Linked DNA regions of Homo sapiens: region 2 is linked to region 1. The links are chromatin loops, found by intact Hi-C in ENCODE. Cell type or tissue: endothelial cell of umbilical vein. All regions are shown on one strand. Each heading gives the region's core, and the rest is flanking DNA. Links, peaks and the distances in the headings are about the cores only.

Region 1 (11,390 bases), core at 1,227-9,226:
ACAGTTCAAGGGCACTTTCAAGGCCTTCAGGGAATGGTGCAGAGAAGTGAGCGCGCGCAACAGCTGGAGAGGGCGGTTGTGAGGAAGGTCGGAGAGAAGGCCCTCCTGTCACTGGCAGAGGGTCTTGACTGCAAGTTGTCCAGGTTCTTGGCGTTTTGAACAAAGAATTGGACAAAATACCCAGCAAAGCAAAAAGCAACCAATCGGAGGCTAGGAAGAAGCTACAGTTATATTCCTATGCAAATGAAGACTCGACAGGCCATCAGTCTGATGGGTTGTGGACAGCAGTCATTCAGAGGCTGGAGTGAACTTACAAAGTTGCAAATGAAGACTCACCTGCAGTCAGTCTGATTGGTTGCGGACAGCCAATTTCCCATCTGCCACACAGAAAAGGACAAAGGGAGTAGCGTCTGGTCCTTTTGTTACTTATGCATGGAAAGTTAGGATTTTCCTTTCAATTTAGTTCTGGGAAGTCGGTGTGAAACAGACTTAGGTTCCCTGCCTCCAGACCCTATTCTACTGCCTCACTCCCACATTGTTCCATTGTCAGGAATAAACGACTCTGGGGGTAAGGTGGACCTCCAGATGACGACGAAGGTAGAAGGGGAGGAGAGGCTGAGAGGCTAACCTGCCACTGGGACCCAGGGCCAAGGCCCTTTGTGATTGAGGGGAAGTGACCACAGATCAGCAGATGATGACTGAGAGATGGGCTGGAGCAGGACCGTGGTCCGGTCCTGAACAACACATGCAGCCATGCCCAGAGATGCTAGGCTTAGAGGCTAACATGCAGTAGACAGCTGCGTGGCCTTAAGTTACTTAACATCTCCGGGCTTCAGTTTCCTCATCCGTAAAATGGTACCTACAGTAATGGTACCCAGTAATAGTACCTACAAAAGACTGGGAGGATGAGGGAAGGGAGGGAGCTCCCAGCTGTGTGGGGAGGAGCATACGGGCGAGGGTAACCCCCCATATGGTATTATAGGGATTTGCGTCTATTTCTGTCCTCCCTCCAGACTCTAGCCTCATGGTTCTCAGACATGGGTATGCATCAGAATGACCCAGATGCATTAAAAACACTGCCAGGTCCCAGCCCCAGAGCTTCTGATTCAGCGGGGCTGGGGTAAGGCCCAGTAATTTGCATTGCTCGCTAAGCCCAGGTGCTGCTGCTGCTGCTTGTTCCCGGACTGCACTGTGGGCACCACTGCTCTGGAGTCTGCAGAGCTCCAGCAGGGACTCCTGTTGAGGAGAGACGGGCATATAGTGGGAGCCCAGGCCTAGGACGAGTAACTCTAGGACAAACAAAAATTCCAGATACAGTGCAAGAAGAGGTAGTGATGAATGAAAAAGCGATCACTCCAGCAGAGCTTTCAAGTCATGGTGGTTTATGAAGGGAGTTAGAATTGCACCTGGGGAGCAAGTGCTGAGGTTAATGGCAGTGCAATTCCCCGTCTGTTTTATTGGAACTGTTGTCAGAGGCAGAATGCTGGGCTGGAGGGACTGTGGCCCTAGCAATGTTTTGGACTTGACAATGCCCATTTGTTGGGCATGGTTCCGGTGGGATGCTGTATTATGCAGCTAGAGAATGTATTTGTCCTGGAAGAGTTCACTTTGTTCACTGCCCTCGAGCCTTTATCCAAGGCTAAACCCACATGCTGTACCTACTTTTGGAATTGGTCCAGGAATTTTATACCTGTGTGAATTTGGAGAAACTCTCTCAGACACCCATTTGGAAATGCATTAGTGTTTTTCTCAGTGAGTCCTCCATGCTTGCTGTTCCAATGGCCCTCCAGGTTTGGGCCCAGCACCTGCCAGGAGAAGCATTCCCTCTATAGCTTCCACCTGACCACAGCCAGCCCAAGCCCTGCTCAGAACCCCAGGCCTGCCAGCGAGCCTGTGACTGGAATTATCTATTAGGGATCAAGCATTAACTTGACACAGGAGCAGCCCTGGCTCAGCTGGAGGCATCCGCATGCTGTGGTGCCCCAGGAACAGAGGCACCCCTGAAATGCAAGCTGTGTGTTTGCTGCAGAGACACCATGGCCCATAACTCCCCAAGCATAAGTGAGCAGCTCTGCTGTCCAGGCAATGAAGTCAAGAAAGGGAACCAACCCAGCTAATGGCTGGGATTAAAGCTAAATGAATTCAGCTCAAATGAAAGGGATACTGACCCTTCTCCCTCTGGCCTCATTAACTTAATTAACAGTGCTTGGCAGGAGTATTGAAGCCTGCATTGATTGTTCTGTTTCTGTTTTTCCCCCTCAAAGCCCTAGATACAAGTTAAATCAGCCTTAATAATAAAAACCCAATACTCAACAGCCCTCAGATTTTCTTACCAGCCCTTCTTCCTCTAAGAGAATCACTTGGTTTCTGAGTTGGAGGGGATCCATTAGACCAACACTTCTCAGAGCATGGCCTGAGACCACTAGCTTCAGAGTAACTGGGATATGGCTATAAAATGCACTTTCCAGGCCTCAGAGGCCTGTGGAACTGGAATATTGAGAAGTCCAGTTTGGGTATTTGTAGTGGGTTTTGGGGGTTTAATTTAATTTTTTTAATTGTGGTAAAATAGACATATAATTTTCATTTTATAAAAAATGTCCATTTTAATAATTTTTAGGCAGACAGTTCAGTGACATTAAGTACATTCACTACTGTTTGTCTCCAGAATGTTTTCATCATCCCAGACTGAAACTCTGCCCATTAAACGCTAACTCCCCATCCTCCCCTCCCAGCCCCTGGTAACTTCTGCTCTGCTTCCTATCTCTGAATTTATCTATTCTAGATATCTTGTAAGTGGATTCATGCAATATTTGTTCTTTTGTGACTGGCTTATTTTACTCAGCATAATGTCTTCAAAGTTCATCCGTCTTGTACCGTGTGTCAGAATTCCATTCCTTTTTAAGGCCGAAAAATATCCCATTATATAGACAACAAATTTTGTTCATTTATTCATTCATTGGTGGATATTTGGGTTGTTTCCACCCTTTGACTATTGTGAGTGATACTGCTATGAATATTGGTGTGCAAATATCTGTTGAGCTTCTGCTTCCAGTTCTTTTGGGTGTACACCCAGAAGTGGAATTGCTGGGTCATGCGACAGTTAGTTCTGTGTTTCATTTTTTGAGTCAGTACTGTTTTTAAGCAGCCCACATGGTTCTAAGCTGCAGTCAGGGTTGCAGCCAGAAGACCAGGTGATCAGACTCTCTGCTGGTGGAGTCACCTGAAGACTCTGAACAACCCTGGATGCCCAAGCCACACTCCACACCAACTAAATTTGTAATTTTTTAAAGTCTCCTGGTGATTCCGGTGTGTAGCCAAGTTTGAGAACCATTGGTTTCCATCAGTGATTCTCAAATTTGAGTGTGTATAAAATTCACACAATGGCTAAGGATACAGATTCCTGAGAGAGCACACCACCACCCCCCCACCAACACCACAACCCCCACCGCCACCACCATCACCACCAACCACCGCCAATCCCAAAGAGGCTCATTTAATGCATCTGTGGTCAGTCTGGGCTTCCTGGGTCTGAAGACTTCCCAGGTGATTCTAGTGTGTAGCCAAGGCTGAGAGCTACTAATCTTGTTAAGTCTTTCAATGAAACATGAGAACACTGAGAGTGTGAAAGGTGACACACTCTGCCCAAGTCCCTGAGCTCGTTAGGTTCTGAGTCTGCACTCATTCCCAGGGCTGATTTTCAAGACAGTCCCACGGGTTCTCCATACTCAGCCTTGCAGGTGCAGGGGGTAGAATCTTATATAGAACCTGCATCTTTTCTACTCTTAATTTGAACTGTAATCCTTGAATTAGAGTGTAGTCAGTGCTGCTATAATGCTTGTTTTGGAATGTAAATTTGTTTCTAACGTGATTGATGTATTAGGGAACAATATTAATGTGTTAGGGAAGACTATTGATATGCTGGAGAATAATATTAACATATTCAAGAATGTGAATTTCACATTTGCTTATGTGCAATTTCTTGCATGTAAAGGCAGAAAACTGCACCCAGCTGTGCCAAAACACAAAAGAATACACAAAATACACCTCCAATATTAGTCAGCTACCTCATTCTCCATGTGTGATTTGAGCCACATGCACCCACATCTGTTGCTGTAACTTCCCCTCTGATATCAAACAACCCTTCTTCCCCCATTCACAATAACTCACTGGCGGAGTGCGGTGGCTCAGGCCTGTAATCCTAGCAATTCTGAAGGCTGAGGCAGGTGGATCACCTGAGGTCAGAAGATCGAGACCAGCCTGTGCAACATGGTGAAAGGCTATCTCTACTAAAAATACAAAAATTAGCCAGGCATGGTGGTGCACACCTGTAATCCCAGCTACTCAGGAGGCTGAGGCAGGAGAATCACATGAGCCTGGGAAGTGGAGGCTGCAGTGAGCTGGATTGCATTCCAGCCTGGGTGACAGATTGAGACTTCATCTCAAAAAATAAAAATAAAATAACTCACAAGCTGCAATCTTTCGGATGTCCACTTCCACAAGCAAACTGCAGGTCATTTTCAAAGTCAAGTGCTGTATTATGTATTTTTAAGAATTTAACTTGGCTAAAACTGTGCTACCTTAAGGGGGCTCCAATCCTTTTTTTTTCTTTTTCTTTTTTTTTTTTGTTTTAGACGGAGTCTTGCTCTTGTCGCCCAGGCTGGAGTGCAGTGGCATGATTTTGGCTCACTACAACCTTTGCCTCCTGGGCTCAAGGGTTTCTCCTGCTTCAGCCTCCCAAGTAGCTGGAATTACAGGCACCCACCACCACACACAGCTAATTTTTGAATTTTTAATAGAGATAGGTTTCACCGTGTTGTCCAGACTGGTCTCGAACTCCTGACCTCAGGTGATCCACCTGCCTCAGCCTCCCAAAGTGCTGGGATTACAGGCGTGAGCCACAGCGCCTGGCCCAATCCTTTCTTTATAGGCCACTGTTAAGTTTTCAAGTGTGAAACACCCTAGCTCTATTTTTCCCATGAGCCTTGTGGTTTTTATTGTGTGATTTTGCATAGTGTAATGACTTGTAAAAAGGAATGTATGTCACCTGATAGAAGAACTAACTGTAGATGTAATTATACACATTGCTTTTTAGCATCCTTTTAACAATGAGTGAGCAGCTCACTGCCCCCTTGAGAATTTTAGTTCCTGTCCCTCTCTTTCCTCCCTCTATAACCACTAGATGGCGCACTCCTCCGCTGGGGTCGGGCGCCTTTGCAGCGGCAACCTCAACAGCGTGGACGCCGTTCTTGAACTCTCGTCTCACTGAGGTTTGATTGGGTCTGGAACAACTTCACAGCCTGGTTCTCCTCTTTAGATTGGATTTCCCCAATCCCAGTGCTCATTCAAGATTTACTTCCGCCCACTTTAGCTCTGGCTTCTTTTTGGATGGTACTTCTTCCCAGGCTATCTGCAGGAACTGCCTCGCTGCACACACCTCTGCTCACCTGCTCACCTGGTTCCTCTGCTCACCTGTCCTGCCATTTAACCCACAGAGATCTACTTCAGAGACAAAAATCTCGTTATTTCATGCCTTTCTGTACTTCATAAAGAAATCTGTCTGCGTGGTATCTTTGTAATACGACATAAGCCCAGACAATGTTCTTTCACATCCATTTGTTCAGCTGGCCTTATCCACCTTACTTACTTACTTTCATTTTAGCTTCCCTATTAGGTACTTGAAAATTCAGTATCCTGGAACATATTTCGTTTGGGGCTGTCTTTCACTTATCTTTACCACAAATTCAAGGTCACCCAGTTTGGTGGCATGTTTGGGAACCGGCATTGAGTCATCCATAAAAACAAAGAATTTAAACTAAAAAATGTAACTGTTCTTCAGAGCTGGCATTCTCACTCCCATGTCTGCAGGGATTTCTCTGGTTTCATGAGATGAGAATTTCCTTCTCGTGTTTGGATAAAATAGCAGCTGCAAAACTGTCAGCAACTTGGGGTCCAAGTTTGTTCTTTCCTGCAAATACTGGTAGTTCAATATTGGAACATATTTATATCTTAGAGTCACTTAAAATCCTCATTTCTGAAATCAAATTTTCTATTCTCTTTTCTTCTAGAATAGAGATCAGCAAACTACGGTCTGTGTTTGGACTGCAAAACCTAAAATATTTACCCTCTGGCCCTTTAGAGAAAATGTTTTCTATCTCCTGTTCTAGAGCCTAAAGTGTGATTGTTTAACAGAAACTAAGGGTCCTCAATGTGACATGGAGATGGACAGGCCTCAGGAAGTCAGCAAATCCTCTGAAACTGGGTTCAAAATTTGGTTTGTGATGCAAATGTGCATTTTTATAGGAAAAAGGATCAAAGCTATCATCAGAGTCTCAAATGGGTCCAAGACTTCAAAAGGTTTAAAAACATGTTGTCTACTTATGGGCAGTGTGACTGAGCATGAGAGCCCACCATAACATCCTAGGTGTGAGCAATGAAGCCAACATGCTTACATGCCTTGTTAGGGCACTTCAGAATCTACTTCATACTATAAGATGTGGAAAAGGTTATGTGGAACCCAATACAAATATGGTCTTTCCATTACCATTTATTTTCCTCCTTGGGTGTCAAGGCCTGTTCTCCCCCACTATTCTTGTCTCATCTGAAGTACATCTTCAGACTCTTCACCCCAGGTACCACTGAGTAAGGGCTCATGCTTCCTACCACACACCCTTATCTCTGCCTCCCAGGATTATATCAGCTTCTAGAATCACAGCCTTCCAATTGCACGCCAGGAACCCTGGAGCTGGATTTAGGGCCCATTGCAATAACTGCCTCTCATCTCATCCATTGTGACATCTGTCCCTCTCTTCATAGATTCTATTCTGCCCTTTTTAGGTTGGTTTATCATCATGATGCATATTTGATATTATTGAACACTGTGGGGTGTCAATGCTAAATGTGTAATTGAGGATGGCAGGGACAGAGCAGAGCACCTCCCATGGCACCTGAGAAAGCCTGTCCCAAACCTTGGAGGTAGGAGGGATGGTGCTTGCCTTTAGGAGTTTCTTCTGAACTGTAACACCCTCATCTGCCCTGATTGGTTTCTATTTTCTTTCAATAATTCTTCATTTTATCTATTGAGATCACTTTGAACTTTTATCCCATTTTCCAAAATGCAGCCTCCTGCCTGTGTGTGTCATCTATAAATACAAGGTCATTACCTCTGAGGCCCATTTGAAGCCACAAGAAATTCACTGAGACAGAAAGTGGCTACTTTGTTTGCATTACTCAATCTCATCACCTACAAAAGAAACAAACACTGGCCAGGCACATGCCTGTAATCCCAGCAGTTTGGGAGGCCGAGGTGGGCTGATTGCTTGAGCCCAGGAGTTCGAGACCATTCTGGGCAATATGGCAAAACCCTGTCTCTACAAAAAAAGTACAAAAATTAGCTAGCATGGTGGTATGCACCTGTGGTCCCAGCTATTCAGGAGGCTGAGGTAGGAGGATCACTTGAGCCCAGGAAATTAAGGCTGCAGTGAGCTGTAATCGCACCACTGCACTCCAGCCTGGACAGCAGAGTGAGACCCTGTCTCAAAACAAAACAATCACAAACTATGTAGATGGAAAGAATACATAGGATTCGCAGAATTCCTGGCTTTAGTCATCAGAGTGCCTGTAAGGAATGTGGAAAAAGACCTGGAAGCTTTACCTCTCGGCACTGCAGCACTGTCAGACCCAGGCCTCTGTTTTATAACAAATATTTGAAATGACCTCTTTATTATTTTGAAATGACATTCATAGCTGTAACATAATCCACCTACATACATAATTTTATAGAAATCAATATACTGTCCTAACTTGGATATAAAAAAGAAATAAAAGGGGAAGTAATTTATAATGAGTTGGTACATGTCTCAATGTGTGAATGCTTATGTGCAACTAGAAGATGAAATGAGTTAAACACTCACACCTACTTATAAAGAAGATGCTTGGATTTAGGAGAAGTAAAATAATATTCAACTGACCCTTCTTAAACATTTTTTTTCCAAGGCAGGGTCTTGCTCTGTCGCCCAGGCTGGAGTGCAGTGGCACAAACACAGCTCACTGCAGCCTCAAACTCCCAGGCTTAAGCTATCCTCTCACCTCAGCCTCCCGAGTAGCTGGGACTACAGGTATGCACCACCATGCCCAGCCAATTTTTGCATTTTTTGGTAGATATGGGTTTTTGCCATATTGCCCAGGCTGGTCTTAAACTTCTGGGATCAAGTGATCTACCTGCCTTGGCCTCCCCAAGTGCTGGGATTACTGGAGTGAACCTCCACACCCTGCCTCTTCTCAAACTTTTTTATTACACTTGACATTTTGAAATGAGGACTAAGTAAATTTGCTCACACATAAATGCTACCACCATATGATGCAGATGGGCACTGTTTGTGACATTGTTTGATTCTCCACAGAGGCACTGGCCATCATGAAGTGATTTTCTGAAATGGTGAATAACACTGTCAATAAAAAAAAGTCAAACTCTGCAAAATATTTCGAGAGTTTATTCCAAGCCAAATGTGAGGACCATGACCTGTGACACAGCCCCAGGAGGTCCTGAGAACATGTGCCTAAGGTGTTCAGGCTACAGCTTGGTTTTGTATATTGTAGGGAGACACGAGACATCAGTCAGTCTATGTGGGGTATGCATTGGTTTGTCCGAAAGGTAGGACAACTCAAAGCCTGGGGCTTCCAGGTCATAGGTGGATTGAAAGACTTTCTGACTGGCAATTTGCTGAAAGAATCAAGTTTTTATCTAAAGGCCTGGAATCAAGGGGTTGTGAAGAAAGGTTCTTATGCAGATGAAGCCTCCAGGTAGCAGGCTTTAGAAAGAATAGATGGTAAATGTCTCTTTCATGAGAACTAAAAATGTGCCAGACTCTTAATTAAATCCCTCCTGGATCAGGAAAAGACCTGGAAAGGGAAGGGGATTCTCTACAGAATATAGATTTTCCCACAAGAGACAACTGTGCAGCGCCCTCTCAAAATATGTCAAAGAAATGTTCTATTTTGGGGTAAAATATTTAAATTTCTTTCAGGTCCTGCTATCTGTTGTGTTGATATCTTTTTATTTTATTTTATTTTATTTTATTTTATTTTATTTTATTTATTTTATTTTATTTTATTTTATTTTATTTTTGAGACAGTCTCACTCTGTTGCCAAGGCTGGAGTGCAGTGGCATGATCTCGGCTTACTGCAACCTCTGCCTCCTGGGTTCAAGTGATTCTCATGCTTCAACCTCCCAAGTACAGATGCCACCACCCCGCCCGGCTAATTTTTTGTATTTTTAGTAGAGACGGGGTTCCACCATATCAGCCAACCTGGTCTTGAACTCCTGACCTCAGATGATCTGCCCACCTTGGCCTCCCAAAGTGCTGGGATTACAGGCATGAGCCACTGTGCCAGGCCTGTTGTGTTGGTATCTTATTGCTACAAAGAGTCTGTTCTATCAGTCTGAAGATCTCTGTTTTAATGTTAACACTGGTCAGTTGTGCCTGAATTCCAAAGGGAGGAGGGTATAATGAGGCGTGTCTGACCCCCTCACCTTTCCCATCATGGCCTGAACTAGTTTTTCAGGTTTTTTTTTGGAATGTGCTTGGCCAAGAGAGGGGTGCATCAGTCAGTTGGGGAGCTTAGAATTTTATTTTTGGTTTATAACACTTTATTAAGGTCCAAACTAAACAAGGTAGTCTTTCCTAGATTGACACAGTAGTTGCATTCCTGAAAAATTCAGTATATATTAAAACCGTGCAAAAACTATTTTGTTAGCATGTAACACAAAGTTAGGTTCTGAGGGAATTTTGAGCAAGTTTTTGACCCTTGGGGACTTTGGGCAGGACATCCTACAGCTGTGTGGATGCTGGCTGATTCTGCATGGTACGGGACTGTCATGCACGTGTCAACCAAAAATTAAATTCTAAGGCCCCACAACCATCTGAATGGACTTTCTTTCTCTTCTTTTTCATTTCTTTTCTTTTCTTTTGAGATGGAGTCTCTCTCTGTCACCCAGGCTGGAGTGCAATGGCACAAGCTCAGCTCACTGCAACCTCTGCCTCCTGGGTTCAAGCAATTCCCCTGCCTGAGCCTCCTGAGTAGCTAGGATTTCAGACACGTGCCACCATGCCTGGCTAATTTTTGTATTTTTAGTAGAGATGGGGTTTCACCATGTTGGCCAGGCTCGTCTCAAACCCCTGACCTCAGGTGATCCGCCTGCCTCAGCCTCCCAAAGTGCTGGGGTTACAGGCGTGAGCCACCGTGCCCGGCCCATCTGAATGGACTTCCTTCTAGGTCAGGGCACTCTAAAATTTAACCTAAAAGTCTGGTTTAGGCCATGATGGGAAGTGGAGGCTGAAAATGCCTCATTATACCCGTCAGCATTAACATCAACACAGACCTTAAGTCTGATGAGAGGCATTTATATTATATTCTCTGTAGCCTGCTACCTGGAGGCTTCATCTGCATGATCAAACTTTGGACTCCACAACCTCTTATCACAACCCAGACATTCTTCCCTATTGATAACTCTTTTTTTCTTTTTTTGAGATGGAGTCTTGCTCTGTCACCCAGGCTGGAGTACAATGGCACAAGCTCAGCTCACTGCAACCTCTGACTCCTGGGTTCAAGCAATTCTCCTTCCTCAGCCTCCTGAGTAGCTAGGATTTCAGGCATGCGCCACCATGCCTGGCTAATTTTTGTATTTTTAGTAGAGATGGGGTTTCGCCATGTTGGCCAGGCCGGTCTCCAACCCCTGACCTCAAGTGATCCACCTGCCTCAGCCTCCAAAAGTGCTGGGATTGCAGGCGTGAGCCACCATGCCTGGCCTCTATTGATAACTCTTTCAACCAATTGCCAATTAGAAAAATTTTAAATCTACCTATAAATTGGAAGCTCCCTCGCCCCTCCAGTTGTCTCATGCTTCTGGACCAGACCAATGTATATCTTAAATGTATCTGACTGATGTCTCATGTCTCCCAAAAATGTATAAAACCAAGCTGCACCCTGACCACCTTGGGCACATGTTCTCAGGGTCTCCTGAGGGCTGTGTCACAGGTCGTGGTCCTCACATTTGGCTTGGAATAAACCTCTTTAAATATTTTACAGAGTTTGACTCTTTTTTATTGACAGCGTTATTCACCATTTCGGAAAATCACTTCATGATGGCCAGTGCCTGTGTGGAGAATCACATATGTGGCACTCATATTTAGCTCAGAATAAATCTCTTCAAATATTTTACAGTTTGGCTCTTTTCATTGACATACATTATCATGACATCTTGATTACAGGGGTGATACCCACCCCTATCACTGTGACAACCAAAAATCATCCCTGCAAAATTACAGTTTCCTAGGAGGCAGCTGTCCCCATCAAGAGCCACGGCTTTTAGAGTGTTACAGATAAAATGCAC
Region 2 (11,390 bases), core at 1,961-9,960, 130 kb after region 1:
CAGGGAAGAAACTCCAAAGTTCAAAGAGGAAGTGAATATTTTTTTTTTCTAGTAGGATTAAAAACACTCTTTACCTTGATTAAACTGGCTTTATCAATCATGTATTGAAATGTCTTCTCAAAGTAGAGCAGAAGCTGGCATGAATCACTGCTTCAGAACTGGGACTTACCCAAGAACCAAGTTACCTATGATCCCTGAACTCTGTTTATCAGGATACTTTCCTGGGACTAATCCTGTGGGGGTGGGGTATAGATGAAACAGGACTGGCCATGTGTTGAGACTGTGGAATTGGGTGTCCTATTTCGACAGTCCATTATACTATTTCTCTACTTTTGTATATGCTGGAGAATTTCCATAATAAAAAGTTGTTTGTTTTTCTACAGATTGAGGGTAAAGAAAAATGAACCCAAAAGGTTTTTGTTCAAATGTACTAAAATAATATTTACTTTAACAAAGCCTTCATTTTAAAGCTCATTTTTGAGGAGCAATCGTAAACATTCCATAAACTAGGATAATTCATACTTGACTGTTTCCAGATAAAAACATTCACATACGCTAACTTAGGGAAAACTGAACCACCCAACAACAGGAAACCCTGGAATGGCATCTCACTGGTTTTCATGGCAGGTTACCAGTTTTACCTTACAAAGACGTAACATACAAACCACTAGGGTCAGCTTGATGAACTGAATGAAAGGTAATGCAACCCCAATGTCTGACAGTTTTCAAATGGAAGAAAATGAACTGTATCCATTATGAAAATCCATTATCAGCTAGAAGGAAAATACCTGTAGTTGCTGAAATAACCAAATGCCAAAGATAAAGGACATGGAGTTGCCAACTAAAACTGGGAGAGAAAGCATAGAATTCTGTCCTTGAATAACCTTTTCAAATAATAGCACATTTTTAGATGTGTATAGTTGACCAAAGATTAAGCGGTTAGACATTATAAACACAGATTAAATGCTATTTTGATGGCTGCTATTAAAAACGAGTGCTAGTAAGTCACTGGGGAGCCAGTCCTCCAATTCAAAGATGGTACTGATTGATGGTCAACCTTTGGAAAACCAGTTTTCGAGAACTCATACAGGGTAAGAAATAAGGACAGAGAAAAGACATCGTGACTGGTTTTCTCTACCCTGAGTTGGATGCCAACACGCTGAATTTAAAGGAATGGAGTTCAAGGAATTGTCTGTACTTTTAGGGAGTAAGGTCATATGTTCTGGATCTATTCATCCATTCAAAAGCAAATTTACTGAGCATCTACATAAGATGAATAAGGCACAGTTGTCCTTCCTCCAAATTGTTCACAGTGTGGCAGGGAAATCAGACACAAACATAAGTAACTGTAATTCAAAGCGAGAAGTATGGTATTATCTGTAAGGGCTTATGGTGACCTACAGAGAAAGTACCAAAGTCTGTAAGTATGATGTGACAATGGCACTAACTTAGTCATGTGTGACTGAGATACAGAAACACAGAAGCATGTATTATATTATGGGGCTTAAAGAGACTGGAAAACAGGTATGTCTTCACACAGAACACAGATATGTTTTTGCCATATTTTTGGAAGAGGGATTCATAGGAATAATTTCAAAATCTTTGAAGTTTATAAAAATAAAAATGGAGTTAGTGGAAGCAACTTCTTATACCTCTCATGAGGAATATAGCCCTTCTAATTCTAGTTATTCACAAAATGGATGTTTAGGGGAATCATTGTGCTTATGTGGTTATAACATCTCTTGGCACACTTCCCTAGTTAGATAGTGCCAGGGGTGGAGTTGACTTAAAATAGAGGGTAAAGTAAGAGAAGAGAGAAAAAGAAGAAACCAGCAGAGAGTTTTAAATGATACCTTAACTTTTAAAACTATTGGCTAAGTTGCAGATATTTTAAGAAGCTGAGAAAAGAACAAAAGGGAGGAAAATTAAGCCCTTAATACCAGGTTCAATTGACTGCCGGACCCTCCTCCACGCGTAACCAACCTCCCTATGTATTAAACGTTTAAGGGGAGCCTCGGGAGAAAAGAAAAAGCAAGGGCTCTGTAGCCCTCTTTAAAACAAGAATAGGAAAACATGTTTCTGGGATCTTCTAAGCTTCAGGGGTTTTCTAGCTGTCTACAAAAGTCACCCTAGTAAACAGTCTCTGACACCAAATTTCAAATCCCTTTACAAGCTGAGTCCTCAGAGCTCCAACTTCTACATTGTACAAAGACTATGGAACAAGTACATGGTTTCCAGCAGAGTCAAGATTAGAGAGACTCACTTCTGGTTACTAACGACACCAGTGTGTCCCTTAGGATGTCAAAGGGCAGAAAGAGGCAATGAAGAAGAGTAGGGGAATCAACTGAAGCTCCTTTTGAAAGTGTGTAAGGAAACAAGCATTTCTGTTAAGAGGTAGACAACAGGATCAGAAACAGAAGTACTTCACTTTGGAAACCAATGTCTGAATTATGAGTACAAATGGCATGTAATTTAAACAAAACCTAGAGTTTGAACTAAATGTGCTGTAAACACAGGCAGGTGACAATTGAAACATCTGGTCTCACTGAGATCTTATACTAATTACCAGACGTTTTCTGGAGTCAACCCACCAACAATTAAGGTCTTCTGCTTGCTATTGCTTGGTTGCGCCCCATTTAACTTCATAGTTGTTAATAATCAAGTGCTTCCATATAACAACCAGGATTTGGGGGCTGGGGAGAGGAACAACTGCCAAGTAGTCTTAGGACAACTCTGCTCGAACCACTGTAACAAAGAAAACCCCTAACAGTGTCTTCAACTGGGAGACTAAAAAAAGGTACAGTAATATTCTGAAAGTCGAACTGTTAACCAATAGTTATTACTTAAGATATCAGATGAATATATTATCTCCATGAGAAAGGTTTATTATTCCAGGTTCATAGAGTTTGAGACTAGAATACAAAGGTGTTTATAATTGGTAAAAATAGTATTTAACAAGCTAAAATGATAACCATACTCTTTGAGGTAGACTTTTGGGGCTTTGATCACCTATTTATTCATTTGTTGGTATGGATCTATAATTGGCCATACCAACCATTCATTTTGACACATGTCTTGAGTCTGTTTCTCAAATTCTCACAAGAGCACCGCAATACTGCTCTCTTCCTAATTAACTGCCAAAGCATATAGATAATGCTTTTAGTTGTTGACTTAGAAAATATGTACTAAAAACATGTAGTTGTACTGTTCTTGCCAGGGATTACAAACTTAAACTCACAGCTGTCCTATCCTTATCAACTCGGTAGAAAGATAGACAAGCAGAGTACATCTATTCCTTTAGATAATCTAAATTATGCAAATGCAACAAGCTAAACCATTAGAAAGCCACATAGATTCCATTGCTTTGATCTCTTATAGAAATGCTTTTACTGTAATGTTTTCTTGCTACCAGCCTACCTATGTTTTGCAAATCAGCTGAACTTTAATATTGTATCTCTTCTAAGCACGCTGTTAAAAATTTTGTACACAGTGTCACACTTCTTTTATGAAGACTATGGGGGAACTGTCTCCTCCCGTCTTAGCAGGAGGAAAAGCTGGGCTTCTAAAAAACAAACTTGTTACCCTATTTATATGACTTTTGTTACTGATTGTGAATCCTTTTTGCTCTGGCTGCTGGGAGGTTACAGATAAGTTTGCAGCTCCCATCAGCAAATGTACAAGATTGTGGGGTGTGCATTAGTATAAATCTCATCCTTAGCTTTATTATTTTCCTCCCATTGTTTTCCCTTCATGTATTTCATTCAACTTATTTATCTCATCCTTTGCATATGCTTTTCTGTAAACTACCTCAACATGATGATTTTTATCATCTATCTATCTATATAAATCATGTTGAGGTAGTTTACAAATATATATATATATATAGAGAGAGAGAGAGAGACAGAGAGAGAGGAGAGATGAGAGACTATACTACTTTTATTTATGAAAGCCACCATGGCGTACTATTGCTTACTGGCTTTTGAGTCTCAGAGTCTAACATGTACTCATGGAATAAATTGCTAGCTCTTTAAGAAAAAAAAGGATACTTATTCCAGACCACAGTGACTTTTTAAGCTTCATTTGTGTGGGAAATGGCATATACAGGAAACAAAACGGGGGAGGTATCTTCCTCACTAGAAGCATAAAGCAGGGTGGGTAAAGGCAGACGCTGGAGTTCAACTTGGCTGGGTTCCAATCCTGGAAGTGCCCCTGACCAAAGATGTGAACTTTCCTCAACTGAAAAATGGGCTATTTAGTATTTAATTCACAACACTGTCATTGGGATTAAATGAAATAATGTATTAAAGTATTTAGAACACTTCCTGGCACATGGTAAATACTCACTAAATATCAGCTATTAATTAACTGAGTGAATTCAATCACTTCAGAGTCTTCAGGAAAGGGAAGGTCTGAAGATCAACCAAAGGTAGAAGAATGAGGACAAGAAGGAATAGAAATTAATGAACTGTACTCATCCAAGGTGAGATTATAAAGTAACCAGACTGGCTTAGCTTCTCTTAGCTTAATTTATCATCCGTGTAAAATGCATTGTAAATTCCAAGGTCACAGATCCACTGTGAGTGATGTACAAGTACCCAGCATAAAGTCTTGCACATAGTAAATTTCGCTACACATTTACAACTTTAGAGTTAATTTTCTGTATAAGAAGTATCCTAATGCATGACAAAGAGAAATAGGTTCATAGCCTTCAAATAAGGAACTGATAGCTGTAGAAGAGAAGAAAACATCACAAATAAAAATTGATCACCAATTAAGAAACTTTGGTCTATTTATAGATCGTTTGTGGCTTTGGTCTATGTGAAAGGAAGATAGCACTGACAGAAAATCCTGATACCTCAGTCGATTGGAAAGTCATTTTCAAAATGTACAAACAGCCTCTTAGAATGAAGGATGGGGTAAATCTGGGAGGTCTGGGACCAACTAACTAGGTTACCTGGTTAAGATACTTAGTTCTTAGAAGGTACTCATGTTAGTACAATGAGACTGCTGGTTTGGGTGATCTCTTCTTTCCTTTCTACTGCCTATTTCATTAAGAAATTTCCCTGTTGACCGAACAGGTGATTGCATGAGGTGGTCAGGCTAGCTCTCAGCACGGCACATGATTCGATTTTTTAACCAGTCATTTTACATTTTAGAGTTATGCTGAGAACACAAAGAGTTCCTTTTATGCTGGTTGCTATGCTTGGACAAGTTCATTAGTGACATCAGATAGCAGTTTCTATTTAGAGAAACTATCTCTGAACATATGAAATTGACAGCTCTTCCAAACCCAGAAGCTCACTACATTTTCTGATGCGGACATGTTTTTGGCTGTAGAGAAGACTGAGAGACAAAGCGCCTGTCTTCTTGCATCCCGGTGTCTCCCGAAGCAGCAAGGTGTTTAGCATTCAGGGCAGTTTGGATTGGATTACTGTGGTCATTTACATAGATACTGTATTTATGCTCTTTGATGTCCCCTTTCCCAGCCTGCTCCCTAAATTTCCCTTTGAGGTCACTGGCCCAAATGACCCAGTGATTGCCAGAGAGGCAGGCATTTCATTGCACAATTAAGATGCTGACAACTGCCTCAGGGCAGGAAATAGGGAACAATGAAACTAGGTTAGGAAATAAAAATACAACAAAAGAAGAAAAACAGTCTTAAATATTATACTGAAAAGAAATACTATGTGAAATAACAGAAAACACCATCAACAGCCAGAGATCATGAATGGGAAAGAAAAAGGAAGATGGTATGTTTTAAAGTTGAAGGAAACACGGACACTTTGATCCTGGGATCTGAAAGAATGCAAAGCTGGCCTGCTGGAGTTTACTCCTCAGTAGGTAAGCCTCTGAAGTACTTTCATCTGATCAGAAACCAGGGTCAGCAGTAAAAGGAGTTTCAATAATACAACCTTATTTGTGCTAAGGAGATTTTAGTTTTTATCTTACATACCCTGGAATTATCTACATTGCACATTGATTTAATTGCAGGTAAATTCCATAATGTCTCCCCTCCAGATGAAGTAAATACCACTCTGGAATATCGGTCACCTGGTGATATGAAAAAAAAAAGGAAAGAAAAAGGTTTATAAATTATTCATTTATTTCATAAGACTCAGGATTTGGAAATAATTCAAACTGGGAAACCACATGGATGATTCATTAGCAGCAGGAAATTCTTTCCTTTGATAAATTCCAGGAGAAAATGTTAAAAGAAAAAAAAAAGCAATGCCATAATATTGTCTTAGCGCAAAGCCTTTGTCTACTCACTACATCTTAAAATTGTATGAATTATATAGCAAATCTATTTTTGGTCAGACTATAGGAAGAAAAATCCACAGGAATTTACAACAGGAAACGAATTGAATATATCCCTCTTAATTTCACAACACATCACCCTAATACAAAAAGATGCACTAGGGAATACCAAGAATGGATTATAGGGATGTTCTCCCTGGCAGCTAACTAGAGAGGAGAGATGGTGGGTGATCTATTTAAAATCGCTAAAAACAGCCAACTAAGTACAGAATGCTGGCCACATTCTGGTCGAGTACATGGTCTCTCTGGTACACTAGAGGCTAGAAAAAATATTTTGAAAATCAGATTAACAAAAAAATATGTTTCTGAATAAGGGAGGTTGTATGATATACCAGAAAGAGCATGCATGGTCTTTAAAGTCAGATTAGGATATAACCAGGTCCTGTCATTTACTAGCTACGTGACCTTAGGCAACTAACAACTTCTCTGAGCCTTGGTTCTTCATTTGTAAAATGCAGACAGCAATATCTATCTCAAATAGCTGTGAGAATTAAATGAGATAATAATAGATGCCCAACAATATTGTTTCTGTATCCTCAGAACAGAAACAATATGAACCACGTATTAAAGAATATGAACCACATAAAACAAAGAAGATTAATTTTATGATAGTTAAAATGTCTAATTGTGCTAACAAATAAGCTGGTAAATTTATGAATAAAGCTTTATTATAAAAGTTTTTATTTATGATCATGAAGTTTTGGCTATTATCTCATGTTGACTGATTTTGGAGAGCAAAATCAGCCTGGTAGAAACTGAAGCATTTCATTTACATAGAGCTGGTAATGGCTTTAGTCAAGGCAGAATCTACTTATGAGACAGCATTTACTGTTGACTATTGAAATGTAATGTTTTTCCTGGTTAAGATCATAACTAACAGATGTTGGTTAAGCAATAATATATACTAATACTTTGATTGAGAGAAATAAACCAGCCAGAACATGCAAGTAACCAGAGTTCAATTTCCTAATGTTTTTTAAGAGAAGAGACAGAAAAGGAAACATGTATTGCTTCCTGGGATCAGTATAAGGTTCTGCCTCATCTCCTACTATCTATTACTATACAGAGTAAGTGATCAAAATAAAGACCCTGAGACTTGGTAAACTCCAGAAACATCAAAGATCCAATCAGGTCATCTAGTGTTCTAATAAGACAGGAAAAAATACATTTAAGAGGGATTTTCAACACCAACAGCAAAAGCTGAAATCAAAAGAGCTTTAATGTTAATATTCACTTAATTAAAAATTATACTATCCACAATTCCTCAATCCTAATCACTATGGCTAATCAATGGCTTACATACTTATATTCATGTCCTCTAGGCTGTGCCTTCCTTCTTCTCTGGCAGCTGCAGAGTAATCAGGCTGACTCCATGTTACAGCAAATTTTGGGTAGTGAATTTGTTGCCAACATTTAGAGAATTAATGGCTCCACATTCAAATCTGGATTCTTGGCCAGGTGCGGTGGCTCATGCCTGTAATCCCAGCACTTTGGGAAGTCAAGGCGGTATGGTCACCTAAGTTCGGGAGTTCGAGAGCAGCCTAACCAACACGGATGGAGAAACCCCGTCTCTACTAAAAATACAAAATTAGCCAGGCATGGTGGTGCATGCCTGTAATCCCAGCTACTCGGGAAGGCTGAAGCAGGAGAATCGCTTGAACCTGGGAGATGGAGGTTGTGGTAAGACAAGATTGCGCCATTGTACTCCAGCCTGGGCAACAAGAGCGAAACTCTGTCTCAAAAAAAAAAAAAATTCTGGGTTTTTGACCTCTGGCAAGTTCTTGCAACATTTGGGCCCTCATTTCTAGAACCCCATCTTTTGTCGCGGCTAAGTAGCAGCCGATTTCTTTCGACAGGGCAGATGTTCCTTAGTGTTCCACAATCACCATCACTTCTCCTGTCACACCTAGCTAGCTTTATTCACTTGGATTATATGCCAGGCCCCTGAGGCATTCAAACTTTGAACCTCTAGACTTTATTTTTTTCACCTCTCTACCTCTACTGCCTAGTGATGAGGTAACACACAGAAGGCTCTTAATATAGTATTGCTTTTTGAATGAATCAGAACTTTAAGCCATTTTCTGATTCACTTTAGAATGAATTGGAACTTTAAATAATTTTTTAATAATTCAACAGATTATTTCAAGGTTCAATGCAAAAATATGTACCTGTACTTGATCTAGAAATAAATAGTACAAGGAATTTTTAAAAAGACTTGAAATGTTGGGCAAGGTCAAGAATTTCATTAGATTTATATCTTCCTTAAAATAAGAAAACTCAATCATTACTTTTTCATTAATTTTAATAATATAATAAACTCAGACTAGTAGTTGACTAAACTAGAGAAGTAAAAGAAAAAGTTAATTAGCCAAAATTTCTTTAGGTTCAACAGCAACAGTGAAGCTGTGTGACTAGCCACACACGGCTATCAGTCTAGACTGTGATCATGTTCAATTTTAAATGCGAGCAAACTGCTGAGTGGTTTGTTCATCTACAATGTCACTCACTTGGAACGTCGCAGAAAAAGCTGTCCTTGTGGAAGTTCCAGTCAACTTCTCTTTTCTCTCTTTCATAATGATCATCTGACCATCTATCATCCCGATGGCTGAAATGGAACGACAATTTGATCTTCAATAAAGTTCTCGTTATTTCAAAGCTGATAAGCATACTGGAAACATTACTTCCTCAAAGCCATGACCTGCTTAGTCCTTGATATTAAGTTGAAAGGATTAGAAGAAGCAACCAACATTAATTTTCTCACTTCTAAAAAAGAAAAAAAAAAAGAAAATCTCACCTTTTCATCCTACTACAACAAAATCTTCAAACACAATGACAAGTTAAGCAAATTCAGTGGCAAAGATTTTGAGCCACACATTTTACATTTAAATTTTTTGTTTAGGCAGTATTTGAAGAGGAATTCATTCAGCAATGTTTTGTCTAAAAGTTATATAAAAATAAATAATTGATTACCTTTTGGCTTGTTCATCTGCATATTTAAAGGGATAATTTGCTAATGTTGCTTTGTATCCTGTATTTTTCACCATATTATTCCATGTGACCAATCTCTGGCCTATTGCTGTTCCTCTTGGTTCAAAACCCTAAGGCAAAATTACAGGTGCTCATTAGTATATTTCATTTCAGGCTAAGTACAGTTACAATAAAAGCTTGGGAAAGCAATGTCAAAGTGATATATAGCTTTCAACAGAAAATATAGCTGTTCCTCACAGCTACTCCAGAGGTGACTGCATTAAAACAAGATGCCTTGACATGATAATCATCACCTATTTGCTGTGACAAAACAGTTTGATTCTTTGGTATGTTACATGTCTAAAGAAAGTTTATCTTTCCAACTCATGCCTAAGCATTTAGTAAATACTTACTTTTATCTTATAAAAATTATGATCAAATTAAATCATGTTACGCACTGTATTTTTACAAAGAGTGTTTCATTATCCTTGATCATATTTTCCTCATTATTCCACTCCAGAGAAACATTTACTTAAAAACAGACTCTGTGATCTGTTAGTAATACTGAAATTCCTTTAACTTCTTTGGGAGAAAACAGAGACAGTGTTAAAGACTTTATGAGAATAATTTTGTAGAAGGCAGATTCTCCAATTTATTGCTTTTTAGCTTAAACATGGGGACCAAGAAGCAAACCTTCCAGATTTTTGAGGGTAAACAAGTTCCTTGACCTTTTAAGAACCTGATAATACAGATAAAGTCATGTCTTTACTTTTCAGAAAGAGAATTGTTGCTTGAGAAGGTTTTTAAAGAAATGGGTTACTAAATAACATAATGCAACATGTATTAAAATACACAATATTTGGAGATGATTTTAGGCTAAAGAAAACATAAAAGTTAGTTACCAGCAATGGATCAGAGAAGTCAGGGAGCTCTGGCACTAATACTCCAACCAAGGCACAGACTACGATGAACATGGTGCACATGCCCAAGACCACCACCGGCCAGTCGGCTATCAGGGCTGCATAACTACAAAACACAAAGAAGTGTCGGCTATCAGAGCTGCATAACTACAGAAACACAAAGAAGGCACAAAGAAGGCCCTTCGCAGAAATATTTTTGGTACCTAAGACAGCAATTTATTAAATCCTCATATTGTAGACTACATACAGGTGTTTATCAATACAATATCTAATGGGATTATAAATATTTGTATGTAATTGTAGTAGAAAGTTACAAGATCATTGTCCCCTCATTTTTGTGATCAAGTAGCACTTTATGCCACAGGCTATTGAGAGTCAGAATAATGTTCATATATGACAAGTAACATTTTATATCTACATCTATGCCTGTAAAGAGATATAAAATACACACTTCATCAGTGGAAAGAAAATAAATTTTAACAGAGGATCCATACTCCAATCAGTGTCTTTCAGAACTTTTGTTTCTCTAGTTATTCCCTTTCTCCACACCTTTACTCTCAGAGTTCTTAAACAGTGAGAGTCTATAAACAGGTTCATACAGTTCAGATCTTAAAAATAACCAAACTAAGGGCTGAGCATGGTGGCTCACACCTGTAATCTCAGCACTTTGGGAGGCTGAGGCGGGTGGATCACAAGGTCAGGAGTTCGAGACCATCCTGACTAACACGGTGAAACCCTGTCTTTACTAAAAATACAAAAAATTAGTTGGGCATGGTGGCACACGCCTGTAGTCCTAGCTACTTGGGAGGCTGAGGCAGGAGAATCACTTGGACCCGGGAGGTGGAGGTTGCAGTGAGCTGAGATCATGCCACTGCACTCCAGCCTGGGCGACAGAGCTAGATTCTGTCTCAAAAAAAAAAAAAACTAAACTAAACACTTCCCATAAACCTGTAACTTTCCTTCTAGCTAAAACTACAGTGAGCATATCCACTAGATATGTGAGTTCCATGAGAGCAGAAATTCTTGTCAGTGGAAGTTGATCAATAACTATCTATTGACTAAATGAACAAACATCTGATGCTTGTACTCTCCAGCTACTACAATCTGGTTTTAGTCTCTTCCCACATGTGCAGAACTGTCTCTATTACCAAATCCTAACACTGGGCCCTTTCTTCCAGATGCGCT

Evidence for each region. Peaks named below come from ENCODE experiments on the same cell type or tissue, not always from the same donor. Only the 100,000 strongest peaks of a DNase experiment are listed, where the experiment ranks them.
Region 2: it touches region 1 in a loop (2.3-fold over the local background); 1 of 110 quality-filtered maps calls a loop at or near these places.

Annotation. Positions count from the first base shown.
Region 1 is chr1:223,117,682-223,129,071 of GRCh38, reverse strand. The region is part of intron 5 of TLR5 (toll like receptor 5); the gene reads left to right. Among named protein-coding and RNA genes, the nearest start is that of TLR5, 20 kb to the left of the region's middle. In endothelial cell of umbilical vein, for the core only: a CTCF peak has its summit at 5,167 (motif pointing right); a DNase peak (open chromatin) is centred at 5,201.
Region 2 is chr1:222,989,546-223,000,935 of GRCh38, reverse strand. DISP1 (dispatched RND transporter family member 1) reads right to left here. Exons shown (of 9, transcript NM_001377229.1): 5 at 10,188-10,311; 6 at 9,289-9,416; 7 at 8,826-8,923; 8 at 5,954-6,051. Among named protein-coding and RNA genes, the nearest start is that of TLR5, 150 kb to the left of the region's middle. In endothelial cell of umbilical vein, for the core only: no CTCF peak of the experiment used is centred there; DNase peaks (open chromatin) are centred at 4,155, 5,625 and 6,215; H3K27ac peaks cover 1,983 bases.